Linked DNA regions of Homo sapiens: all the other regions are linked to region 1. Evidence: chromatin contacts called from ENCODE Hi-C or POLR2A ChIA-PET data. All regions are on one chromosome and are shown on one strand. Each heading gives the region's core, a stretch centred on a gene start or an enhancer-like site at or near the end of the contact. The rest is flanking DNA. Distances are from core to core; before and after follow the strand shown. Region 1 holds the start of SNHG1 (small nucleolar RNA host gene 1). Region 2 holds the start of PLAAT4 (phospholipase A and acyltransferase 4). Region 3 holds the start of MARK2 (microtubule affinity regulating kinase 2).

What was found. A loop is a pair of places that touch in the nucleus more often than their neighbours do. ChIA-PET counts read pairs that join two places held with the same protein, here RNA polymerase II (POLR2A). Pooled maps may share reads with other maps.
Region 2: a loop to region 1 is called in a pooled map, with 6 times the contacts of the local background. The contact joins the promoter of PLAAT4 here to the promoter of SNHG1 in region 1. A Hi-C loop is called at or near these places in 4 of 50 pooled maps. POLR2A ChIA-PET finds 5 or more read pairs at or near these places in 6 of 52 experiments (H1, WTC11, activated CD8-positive, alpha-beta T cell and 3 more).
Region 3: a pooled map shows a loop between it and region 1 (5-fold over the local background). The contact joins the promoter of MARK2 here to the promoter of SNHG1 in region 1. A Hi-C loop is called at or near these places in 7 of 50 pooled maps. POLR2A ChIA-PET finds 5 or more read pairs at or near these places in 5 of 52 experiments (CD4-positive, alpha-beta T cell, CD4-positive, alpha-beta memory T cell, PC-9 and 2 more).

What each region holds. Positions count from the first base shown.
Region 1 is chr11:62,853,491-62,857,267 of GRCh38, forward strand. SNHG1 (small nucleolar RNA host gene 1) reads right to left here and starts at 2,395. Exons shown (of 9, transcript NR_152585.1): 1 at 1,934-2,395; 2 at 1,643-1,726; 3 at 1,029-1,061; 4 at 528-574; 5 at 311-343; 6 at 62-100. It overlaps SNORD28 (small nucleolar RNA, C/D box 28), which reads right to left and starts at 1,205; the gene lies at 1,131-1,205. It overlaps SNORD27 (small nucleolar RNA, C/D box 27), which reads right to left and starts at 1,593; the gene lies at 1,522-1,593. It overlaps SNORD26 (small nucleolar RNA, C/D box 26), which reads right to left and starts at 1,876; the gene lies at 1,802-1,876. It also overlaps SNORD25, SNORD30, SNORD29, LOC124900306 and a transcript of SLC3A2 not described here. RefSeq lists enhancers at 527-1,501, 2,139-2,218, 2,329-2,508, 2,477-3,450, 3,451-3,777 and a silencer at 2,569-2,628.
Region 2 is chr11:63,534,298-63,538,623 of GRCh38, forward strand. It overlaps PLAAT4 (phospholipase A and acyltransferase 4), which reads left to right and starts at 2,511. Exons shown (of 4, transcript NM_004585.5): 1 at 2,511-2,580. The coding sequence starts at 2,572. RefSeq lists enhancers at 663-752, 2,410-2,459.
Region 3 is chr11:63,836,475-63,840,380 of GRCh38, forward strand. It overlaps MARK2 (microtubule affinity regulating kinase 2), which reads left to right and starts at 2,636. Exons shown (of 19, transcript NM_001039469.3): 1 at 2,636-3,086. The coding sequence starts at 3,033. RefSeq lists enhancers at 1,322-2,310, 2,571-2,720 and a silencer at 2,731-2,970.

The sequences.
Region 1 (3,777 bases), core at 1,145-3,644:
CAAAAATCACAGAAAATTTTATATAGCAGCCATTGATGGTAACTATTGCAAAGCCATTTACCTCAAACTCCTCTTGGGCTTTAGAGAGAAGGTGCTGGCCCTGAAAGGAGGAAGACCAAGTCAGTAGTGCTTCTCATATCCCGCATTATGTTGTTCCCACCCATCATTCTCAGAAAATCAGATTTCAGAGTCTCAACAGCAAGTCATCAGCCGAACGAGATTCCATGTAAGTCATCACAAACACAGGCCTAAAAAGGCACTTTTTCCTACCCTATATACTGAGTGCATTGAATACCGTGAAATTACTCACCTTTGAGCCAAGCAGGTTATTGGTTAGTAGTACCTAGAGAAAAACAAAGCTGTGGGTGAAAGATTCCTCAGACATGGTTACCCCCCACTCCCTGCGTTCTCCAGTTTCTCAGGTGTTCATGTATTTTCACTGTCGGTCATAGTGAGCTAGTTTGATTCATCATAGAAACTGCCTACTTGGTGGCATAAGCTGTAAGGAACAAAAAATATCAACTAACCTCTCAGCTCTGAAGGCTTTTCAATGGTATATAGCAACAAGCTGCTCCTGAATCAAAAAATCATTCAATTAGCTAATTATCCCAAACAGCCAAAACTATTTTAGTTACGGTTGCTAATGGACAAACTAAGAAAAGGTAACCAAATGTCTCAGACAATTCCTTATGGAATAAGCTCTCATGCCCTCTTCATGTTAACCCTGGTGAGTTCACAATTACTGGTTCCCAGGCTAAAACAGGGGTAAGGCAGGATGTTTCCTCCTCATTGGAGCAGAATCCTGGAAAGCTACAACTGACAAGCATTCGTCTGACCCTGGGCAGATCAGTGGGCATCTATCTGAGAAAAAAGGGGCATATATCAGTGGGCATCTATCTAGAAACATCACTACAGAGAACAAGAGGAACCAGAAAACTTTATGGGTTAAGCAGGCTTTGGTAACAAATATCAAAATGGCTAAGTTATCTATTAGATAATAGGCCCATAGAATTCGAAAAACAACTTACTGTAAGATAGAGGCAGACTGTCATCAGGAATACCTGGAAAGGAAAGCAAATTAGTTATTTTAAGGTATTAGGATGGAATGAAGCTTATTCATAAACAACAACTGCCATCAGAACTCTAACATGCTATTAACTTTTGTACCTCACAGAACATCAGCTTATCAATTCAAATCATCTGACAGTAACGTGATCGATATATGGATGAGGGTAACAGCACACCCTTACAAGAACTGTAGTACCGGGTTGCGATCTCCCTCCCCAGAAAATCATTTCAAGAGGAACAAGATGGAAGGCGCCAAAAAACATTGTTCCGCCGGCCACTTGTTTTCTTGAACATTTACAAAGATGACATACACCAATTTGGATAATTACCTGTATTCACCCTGGGAGGCAGCTGAATTCCCCAGGATAGATTATGAGATGCTGTAGACAACAGAGGAAAGCATTTTATGTACCTAAAAATAGTCATTCAAAGACCCCTTAAGACCTCTCTCTCACTTCTCAGTAGTAAGATGACATCACTTGAAAGTTCAGCCATATGCTTGTCATTTTGTGTTCATCATGGAGTGGTTATCTACAAGGTCTCCTCTGTAAGAGCATAAACCATGTACACCTACCTGGAACATTACTGTAACGCTGGCTTTGCATAAAGATGGGTCTTGTCCCATTCCTTCACCAGTAAGCTCTTGTGGGCTGAACATCTGAAAAAATAACACCCTTCACTAACACCTCAGACAAATCAATAGGGCCCTGACATTTGTTGCGTACAGTACAGTGCTACTCAGAATTTTCTGTTTTCTCCACTAATCCATCAGAAAGAGAGAGTTCAGTTCGTAAAATCATCCCCGTAGCAACTTCCACACACTCAACGAAAGAGCAGAGATTAAGAAATGGCCGTAAGAACTTACTGCAACAACAGAGCTCTCTTCGGTTCCAACGTGCGCGTAAATCCTGCAGACAGGAGCCCAATAAGACATTAGGTCAACTCAGGGCATTTCGAAAACGCTATTTTCTGAACAGACGGCTAAGCAAGAGGCTTGCAGGGCCCATCTCCTCAGAGTTATTTATCCTCACGGAGCTCAGTACAGGTCTGTGAAAAGGTCCTCATCATAGGAAGGGGGACCTACACGGCCCGCCATCGCCATTTTGTCCTTCACAAAGCCCCACTGCTACTTTTAAGCCTCGAGGCCACGCACAAGACCTTATCCGCCAGTCGCCCTGGCCAGGCAGCTACAACACAGAAGGCATAGTGCGTGCTATGCTATGTTCGCACAATCGCTCAAAAGAAAATAAAAGAAAAAGACAAAGTACAAAAGAGTAACAGCTATAAAGACCACGAAGCCACTTACCACGAGCAGTAGAAAAATGAGAACGAATCTCCCCGGGGAGACGATTAAATACCATGCCGCAGAGGCCCACGGGATTTGGGGGCGGGGCTACGGCGAGCGCACGCGCATACGTTGACCGCATGCGACCCCGGGGAGTTGTGGGTAGAGAGTTCCAGGGAAGGAGGGCGTAGACAAAGCGCCACCTGAACTTGCGGCGCGAAAAAGGCGCGCATGCGTCCTACGGGAGCGTGCTGGCTCACCGACCGCATTGCGGCTTGGTTTTCTCACCCAGTGCATGTGGCAGGAGCGGTGAGATCACTGCCTCACGGCGATCCTGGACTGACGGTCACGACTGCCTACCCTCTAACCCTGTTCTGAGCTGCCCCTTGCCCACACACCCCAAACCTGTGTGCAGGATCCGCCTCCATGGAGCTACAGCCTCCTGAAGCCTCGATCGCCGTCGTGTCGATTCCGCGCCAGTTGCCTGGCTCACATTCGGAGGCTGGTGTCCAGGGTCTCAGCGCGGGGGACGACTCAGGTACTGGATCCCGGGCTAAGCTCGGGAGGAGGTCCCCTTTGGTGGGGCCATTTCGGGAAAGTATGTCAGGACGTAAGTGCTTCACTGAAGACAGGATCTGATTTTTTCCTAACTGGTTCCCTATGTCCTGCCTTCTGGTGCGTTTTCTTTAGATCTTGGACTACTACGGGCCAACATTAGCTAACATTTATGGAGCACCGTTTTAAGCACACTATATGAATCGATTAATCCACCAAAATCCCAAGAGCTAGGTAGGATGACAACCCCCATTTTATTGATGGGGAACCCTAAAGAGCTCCGGCGGTGCTGCCTGCTGCAACTCCTGCCTGATCAATATGGTTGCAGTCAGCTATAGACTGTTTTACTGAGACCGGACAACATTAGTTCAGTCGTTTGTGGTAAACATCTACGTGTACAAGCACACTTTATAAACATTTTTTTCTTTCTTTTTTTTTTTTTTTGAGACGGAGTTTCGCTCTTGTTGCCCAGGCTGGAATGCAATGGCCCGATCTCAGCTCACTGCATTCCACCTCCCGGGTTCAAGCAATTCTCCTGCCTCAGCCTCCTGAGTAGCTGGGATTACAGGCATGCGCCACTGTGACCGGCTAATTTTGTATTTTTAGTAGAGACAGGGTTTCTCCATGTTGGTCAGGCCGGTCTTGAACTCCTGACCTCGGGTGATCCGCCTGCCTCGGCCTCCCAAAGTGCTGGGATTACAGGCGTGAGCCACCGCGCCCGGCCAAACATTTTTTTCTTTCAAGACGGAGGCTTGCTCTGTCGCCCAGGCTGGAGTGCAGTGGCGGGATGTCTGTTCACTGCAACCTCCGCTTCCCAGGTTCAAGCGATTCTCCTTCCTCAGCCTCCTGAGTAGCTGGGATTACAGGCT
Region 2 (4,326 bases), core at 1,261-3,760, 680 kb after region 1:
GACAGGCCGGGGTGATCAGACATCACCTGGAGGACAGTGAGAAGGATGAACCCGGTCAGATATTGAGGGTGGGAAGTTCCTGCTAAACTGACTTGGCAGGGTCCTTTGCTAAAATTAGATTTTACAAGGAAGTACAGATGTGCCTAGGAAGAGGTTTGGGAACCTGACTAAAATGTGGTCACACAGAGAATCTTTGCCACCATGCCCTCTCCAGCCAGGCCAGTCTCCCACCACATCTGTGTTCACCTGCCCCAAAGCTCTCCCAACCCCGTCATGTAGGGGTTTCTACGGAGGCTGCATAATGTAGACATTACTGATTAAATAATGGTGATCAGTCCCCAACCTGAAGTTATCCAGCTCTCCCTCCTCAACCAAGAGCCACCTCATTAGCATAAACTCAGATTTGTTTGACAGAGACTCCTTCTGAATAACATGACATCCTATCACTCAGGAAATTCCAAGGGTCTTAGGACCTCTGTGTCTGGAACTGGGGTCAAAGACCAAAAATATATTTTTTTATCATGCCACATAAGGCATAAATAAACTTTTATTATGCTACAAGGCATAAATTTATTTAAAAATAAAAATTTTTATTATGCCACAAGGCAAAAACCCAGACTCTGGGATTGTTGAATGCAGACTCTTGTGGGGGCCCCCTTAAAGAGTTTTGTGATCCTAAATATTTCAAAATGGAGTCACTTACGACAAGTGACTCAGCCCACAGTGAAACTGCTGAACCCTCAAAATGATAAACATAGGTATAAAGGACTGAGGTAATAAGATAACATCTGCTGTGGCCAGACACCCCCAAGACCTGATGAGAAACTGAAACCAAAAGGTGGCTGAGATAATGACCATGGACACTCCTGCAGAGGGCCATAAAAACAGCAAAGAAACTGACCACGGCAAGACACCTGTAGAAGCTCTGCCCGAGAAAGCTCTGAGGCTTCCTCATGATATCCACAGCGGTCCCTGGAAGCTCTGCCCAAACACAGCAACATCGTTCAACAGTGTTTTGAGTGAAACCCAGAGGCATGCTAACCTAAACAACAGAAATGGGGGTTTTTTGTTTTGTTTTGCTTTGAGACATGGTTTCACTCCAGTTGCCCAGGCTAGACTGCAGTGGAGCAATCTCAGCTGACTGCAGCCTGACTTCTGGGTTCAGGCGATCCTCCCATCTCCGCCTCCCAAGTAGCTGAGAGTACAGGCACATGCCACCATGCCCGGCTAATTTTTTTTTCTGTATTTTTAGCAGAGACGGGGTCTCGCCATGTTGGCCAGGCTGGTCTTGAACTCGTGGGCTCAAGTGATCCACCTGTCTAGGCCTCTGGTTGGGTGTGAAAATATGGCCCAGTTCTGGCCAATGGAGAAGGGAACAGGTCATCTGGGGAACTGTGGGAAAGACTTAACTCCCTGAAAAAAAGACAAATGAGAATTATCTTTCCCTCCATCTTTTGGGCATAGCCAGGTAAAAATGGGCCACTCAAGGCTGCTACAGCCATGGGAGTCCCTGCAGGGCAACAGTGCAGACCCAGGACCAGTGCAATGGAGACAGCCTGCTGAGTCCTTGGTGACCTTGGTGAGCCACTAAACCCAACCTGAGTCACCCTCTTCCTGCCTTTCTGTTACCGAGACAATGGGTGTCCAGGCTGTTGAAGCCCTTTTGAGTTTAGTTCTGCTTCTTGCACCCAAATGCATTTTAATGGGGCCATGAGCTCCCAGGCTCCACATGGTCTAAGGTACCCCTCACCTCCAGGGCATCCCCATGGAATGAAACACCCCCTCTGGCCTTCTCCCAAGACTTCTGGCCCAATATTTTCTGGGTGTCTTTACAAGACAATGTCCTATGGGGTGCACTGGGGATTGACATCTCCCTGCCTCCGAATGCCTCCCCTTCCTGGAGTAGGAAGAGCTGCCCAGGGTTCTTTTTAGAAGAGACCTTTATTTTGGCCAGGTGCGGTGGCTCACACCTGTAATCCCAGCATTTTGGGAGACCGACGGGGAGGCAGATCACAAGGTCAAGAGATCGAGACCATCCTGGCCAACATGGTGAAACCCCGTCTCTACTAAATATGGAAAAATGAGCCAGGCATGGCAGCAGGTGCCTGTAATCCCAGCTACCTGGGAGGCTGAGGCAGGAGAATCACTTGAACCCGGGAGGCAGAGGTTGCAATGAGCCGAGATCGCACCATTGCACTCCAGTCTGGGTGACAAGAGCGAAACTCTGTCTCAAAAAAACAAACAAACAAACAAACAAACAAACAAAAAAGAAAAAAAAAGAAAAGACCTTTATTTCTCAAGCAAGGGCAGAAATTCAGGGCTCCCCTTCGACTCTGGCTGCTCCCAAGGTGGCTTTAAAGCACCAATGAGTCCATGGCTTGTGTAAGAAATGATTAGTCCTTCCATCTAGAGAAATAGCTCCTTTTTAAACAGTTGTCTCTTTTAAACAGTGTTTAGTATTTAAGTGAGGTTGAAACAGTGTCAAAAGGAAAGTGAAAGTGAAATTCTCTCCTTCAGCATAAAAGCTGATCCACAAACAAGAGGAGCACCAGACCTCCTCTTGGCTTCGAGATGGCTTCGGTAAGTTTCCCAGGGCTTTGCATTACTGACTCTACAGCAGTTGGGCAGCTCCCCCTAGGAAAGGCCTCAGTCCAGGCTCCTGGCCTTGGGCACACAGCTCCAGAGCTCGTCTTTAGAAGGCTGTCATGGAAAACTGTATTTGTCTTTTAAAAGTGCATCTGCCCAGCTGGACAGGGAGTCCTCTGGGCAGAGTCCACCTCCTCTGCGTAACTGGCACAGTGCGGGGAGCCCGGGACTCCCATGTAGTAGAGAGCTGTGGGGTGCCGGGTGTCAAATCTACCTCAGCCTGAGGAGAAGCCAGAGTGTGGGCAGGTGGGGGACTCTGGGTTGTGGGAAGCAAGCAAATCCCAACATCGTCTGCTTCTGCTGTGACTGGGGCTCAGTCCCTTCTCGGCCCCAAACGATGCTTTCTCTCTCCTCGTTCCTCTGTGGCATCATCCAGCCTTCTAAGGTGCATTCTAATCTCAGCAGCTTTCTGAAAACTGAAATTTCTCCTCCTATCAGCCCAGATGTACCGATTGGCAGAAGCTCTAGGGAGAGCAGGCTGAGCTCGGTGGTGTGTGACTAAAAAGGAACAGCGGGGCTCAGGCTATTACTAGAAACAAAACCATTCCGGGAAGGAGTCCTGCAAATTCTGGAGGGCAGCCCACTCCAACAGCACCACCTGATCCTGGGGAAGGGCTTTACTGCTGCCAAAACAAATCAGGGCTTTTAACAGGGAGCCCAGGCCAAAGCTCATATCTCACTGGCCACCAGCTGAGGTTGCCAGTACCTTGACTGTGGTTTTAGACATTCAGCATTGCAGTTAAAAGCCCCTCTCTCTCCCCACATGGAAACCATCTCCTGTGGTGCCCTGACATACAGAGGAGGAGCTGGGAGGGAGTCCTGGCCCTGCTCCTTTCTCCTCCCTCTTCCTTGTCTATTTCCTTGCCCCATTCTACGCCAGGCCCTTCACTGGGTCCTGGAGGTGCAGGGAGGGAGGAGCACACAGGATCCTGCCTGCCTGGAGCTCACAGCCCAGAGGGGCACAGGGAGGCACAGGGAATTGCAGCTCAACTTGACCCCTGCAGAGAGCAGCAGAGGCCCCCGGGGACCCAGGTCCTAGGAGTGGGGTGGCGGGTCAGCTGAGCCAGGCTGGGGCCATCAGGGCAGCTTCTCAGGTGAGGGGGTTTGAGGGAGGGGAAGAGGAAGAGTGGCTGCAGGGAAGTGATGGAGGCAGGGAGAACCAGATGTGCAGAGCAGCAGAGACCAGAGCCAGGGCAGTAGTGAGGGGCTGGGATGTCACTCAGTGGGCCTGTGGGTGCAGAGCCCAGGGAGGGAGAGGAGGGTGAGGAAGGGCCAGTCAGGAAGGGCCTGGGAGCTGCCCACAGGGTGTGTCCTGGGCCCTGAGGTCAGAGGACGGTCATGGCCAGATGTGCCCTTGGGAAGGCCACCATGGGTTCTGAGGAGTTGGATATGGAGTGGCAGGGACAGGAGGCAGGGGCTGGTCAGGGGGTTGTGGGGGTCACAGAGGCAGGCATGGGGCTGCCTGAACCAAGTCAGTGGATGGGATATTGACAAGCACACCAACAAGGAGAAGCTTCCGGAGTCCACATTGATTGGTTTTAGTGACTGGATATTGGCATGAGGAAGAGGGCAAAGGAGAGCAGACCCCAGGTCTATGATGGGACATCCTGGGATGAGGGAGGAGGAGGCTGTCACCCACTGAGGACAGGGACAGAGAGGGTGAAAATGGAAAAATCCTCC
Region 3 (3,906 bases), core at 1,386-3,885, 980 kb after region 1:
CCAGATTGAGCAAAGTTTTAAATGCAGGCTAAAGGCTTTTCCTACAGCCAGGACCAGCTACATAATTTGTGGGGCACAGTGCAAAATGGAAATGCATGGCCCCCTTGGTCAAAAATTTCAAGATAATGGGCCGGGCGTGGTGGCTCACGCCTGTAATCCCAGCACTTTGGGAGGCCGAGGCAGGTGGATCACTTGAGGTTGGGAGTTCTAGACCAAACTGGCCAACATGGTGAAACCCTGTCTTTACTAAAAACACAAAAAATTAGCCGGGTGTGGTGGTGGGCACCTATAATCCCAGCTATTCAGGAGGCTGAGGCATGAGAATCACTTGAACCTGGGAGGTGGAGGTTGCAGTGAGCTGAGATCGCACCACTGCACTCCAGCCTGGGAGATAGAGCGAGATTCAGTCTTAAAAAAAAAAATTTCAAGATGGTGACAGCAGAGCATTAATCCAAGCTCAGGGTCCACCTGAGCACAGGGCTCTGTGTGACTGCATGGGGTCGTGGGCCCAAGAAGCCAGCCCTGCCTATAACCAGTGAGGGAGCTGGTGATAGCTTTCTAGCAGAGCAGAGATGTTATTGGAGCTGGACTTTGGGAAGATTATTCTGACATGTCTGGTGCAGTAGGTTGGAGGGAGTCTAGGCGGGGAGACAAGCTCAGCAGCCTTGTGCAAAGCTAGCAAGGAAGAGAAAGGATAGGTAGGGTAGGGGTTGGGGATGAAGGTCAAAGGGCAGGGGTGAGGCAGGGGTTAGAGCTAGAGTGAGAAGCTTGGAGAAGATGGAGTCTATTTAGACGAGAGTGTGGACCAGGGAGAGACTGCTGGAACACCAACCACCAACTGCTTCCTCTCTCTTTTCCCTGCTTTCCAGACCCTGGCATTAGAGGTGATACCAGGCACAGGAATCAGCAACGTGTCTCCCTTTGGCCACCAGAGGGCAGATGATTCTCAAGGATCGAATTTGGGTTGGGGAGTGAGGTGTTCTCTGTCCTCCTCTTCTCTCTTTCCCTCACCTTCATGGGTGTGCCTTCACCTTCTTCCTCAACGGTTGGGTGCCTGAATAGAGCTGGTATGGGGCATGGGGAGCAGTGCTGAAGTCCCAGGATTTACTAAGAGTGTAGTGATACCTGTTGCCTTAGGAAGTACTTTCATACCCTGGTAATTACATCTGCTCAGATGCCTATTTCTCTGATTGATGGGATGAAGGCTGGCTCAAGATGCTGTAGCTGGGAGTTGGAGGTCAAGTAGCAGGGGTCCAATCAGCAGTTTTCCCAATAACTCCTGGAGCCTCTCTGCTCCTGTACCTTTGGGAACCTGTTGCCTGAGTCTGGTTTCTGACTCCTGCGGGGCCTCTGCCTCCTGCCCACCTTAAGCCACTGATGGGAGGGTGTGGTTCCAACGTGTTCCAGGTACTATGGGTGAGGACAGCTTGGCGCTGGGGAAATCAGCCCAGGATACTCCCTGTCCTTGGTAACGCAGTGTAAGGGGAAGTGAGGAATGGACTGCAGTTGCCATACAGACTTCCTGTTAGTCAAGGGCTCTCCAAAGCTGAGAAGGACCTCCGAGTTCATGAATCCAATGGCTTCACTTTACTGATGGGGAAAATGAGGCCCAGAGGAGGAAAGAAAAGAAACTTTAAATGCCTTATCTTGCAGAGGCATTTTAAAAGGTAACTGGAATTCAGAAATGTCATTTTGAATGTCAACGCAGGAGCAAAGGCAAAGGAAAGAGGAGCCTAAACTCAGTGATGTTATGTGATTTTTCCAAGATCACGCAGCATTGGCACTTGGCAGAGCTGGGGCTGAAATGCAGGGCCCTGGACGCTCCCGCATCCGGTGCAGAGGACGCTGCCCTGGGCCTGCCTGGGGCCTTGCCGAGCCCTGCGGACTAGATGCGGGAATGCACGGATGAATCCACAGAAGCCAAGATAGACGGTGGCAGACAGGCAATAGACTGATGCTGCATTTGACAGGTATATTGATAGGCTAGATGATAAAAAGAAGATGAATTTTATGAGCTGACCGACAGATGGACAGAAATGCAGACAGGAAGCTGCTATAGAACCAGAGGATGCCAATCACAGGGACGGCTAACAATCTTGTTTTGTATTTAGTCAAATCACAAGCACAGACAGGTGACCCACGCTTCCTGTTCAAGGTTTGAAAATGCCCGAAAACTGACGGAAAGACACGAAGCGAATCAGACTCCGAGAGCCACCCGGGGAAACGACCGGGTGCTCGGAGGGCCTCGGGTGTTGCCGGAAATGGCCGACGACCGCCCTCGGCAGGGCTGTGGGAGGGGGCGTGGCCGGCTCAGCACGCGGAGCAGCTTCGGGTATTTCCGGAAACTGCCGAAAGCCCCCTTGAAGTGGGCGGGGAAAGGCCGGTGGGCGTGGCTGGATGGCCGTGGACGGGGGCGGGGGGTAGGCACCCGGGGTCGCTTCGTGGATTTCCGTAAACAGAGCCGAAGCTTCGTCTTCGGAATCGAGGAGGAGAGCGCGTCCCCGGGGTTTACCTTCTTCGGCTGTTTCCGGAATTCACCCGTAGTCTGTGGCCGGGAGGAGAAGGCGCGCCCCACCTCCCGTTTCTAGCCGCTTCGGATGTTTCCGGCTGCTGCCGGCGAAAAGAGCCGAGGGCCGGCGGTGGTGGCGGCCATGTTGGGAGCAGCAGGTCCGGCGGCGGCTGCCTGTGTGCCGGGCGCGGAGCAGTGCCGCTGAGGGCAGGGGAGGAGCGAGGCAGGCGGCCGGCTGCGGCGGCAGAGAGTAGGCGGAGCGGCGCGGCCCGGCCGAAAGGCGGCACAGCCCAGCCGGGGGTCGGGGGGGTGCGGTCCGGAGCCGCTCGGAGCCGGCGCGGCCTAGCCCGAGCGGCGCATCCCCGGGCTGGCGTGAGCGGCTGCCCGGCCTCCCCGCACCCCCGGCCGGGGCCCATGCGGCGGGTGCTCCTGCTGTGAGAAGCCCCGCCCGGCCGGGCTCCGCGCCTTCCCTTCCCTCCCTTCCTCCAAGCTTCTCGGTTCCCTCCCCCGAGATACCGGCGCCATGTCCAGCGCTCGGACCCCCCTACCCACGCTGAACGAGAGGGACACGGAGCAGGTAAGGAGCCCCGAGGGCTCCCCGAATTCTCTGGCTGGGCCCTTTGCACCTTGCGGAGCCTCCTCCCTCTTCTGCTCTCCTCGTGCCCCTGCTGCCATCCTGCAAGCCTCGGCTGCCCTGTCATCCGGCTCCTGGCTCCGGCTCCGCACATCCCGCTTCCGAGTCCTGACCTGGGACCCACCTCGTCCTGACTCCAAGCTGCACACTTGTCTTTCTGCCAACCCCCGTCTCCCCTCACCGCCCTCCTGCGCTCTTCCGTGTCACCTCCCCAGCTTCCCTTTCTCTTCCCTTTTTCTCTCAGGGGCCTTTCTGGTCTTCCTCCACCCACGCTTAAAGCAGCCACCCTCCCGCTCCTCGAATAGCAGCACCCCGCGATTTGCCACAGATCGTTGTCCACCTCTCCCTTCGTCTCTCCTGCCTCGCTTCCCCTCCGCCCGCACCGGTTCTGCCAGTCTCTGGGTTATCACCCTCAGGGTCCTTGCCCTGGACTGCGCTCTCGATCCCTGGCCCCTTGCAGTTCCCCCAGCTTTTTCTACCCTGCTTCTTCGTTTTCCAAATTGTGCTCTCCCTCTTGCTTGCAACCCACCAGCTCCACCCTCATCACCTTTCCAAATCCTTCGCCTACTCTTTGCTCATCACTTTCCCTTCTTTGCTCCAGGAGCTCCCTGGATCCTGGCGCTGGCATTTGTCGCTTCCGTGTTTCCCCACAGCTGTCATGCGCATAGTTTTCCCACAGGTTGCGTTTGGGGTTCCAATCATCACTCCCTTCAGAGTCTTTGGATCCCTCTTGTTCTCTTCCCCTCGGGTTTGGCTTTTAGGT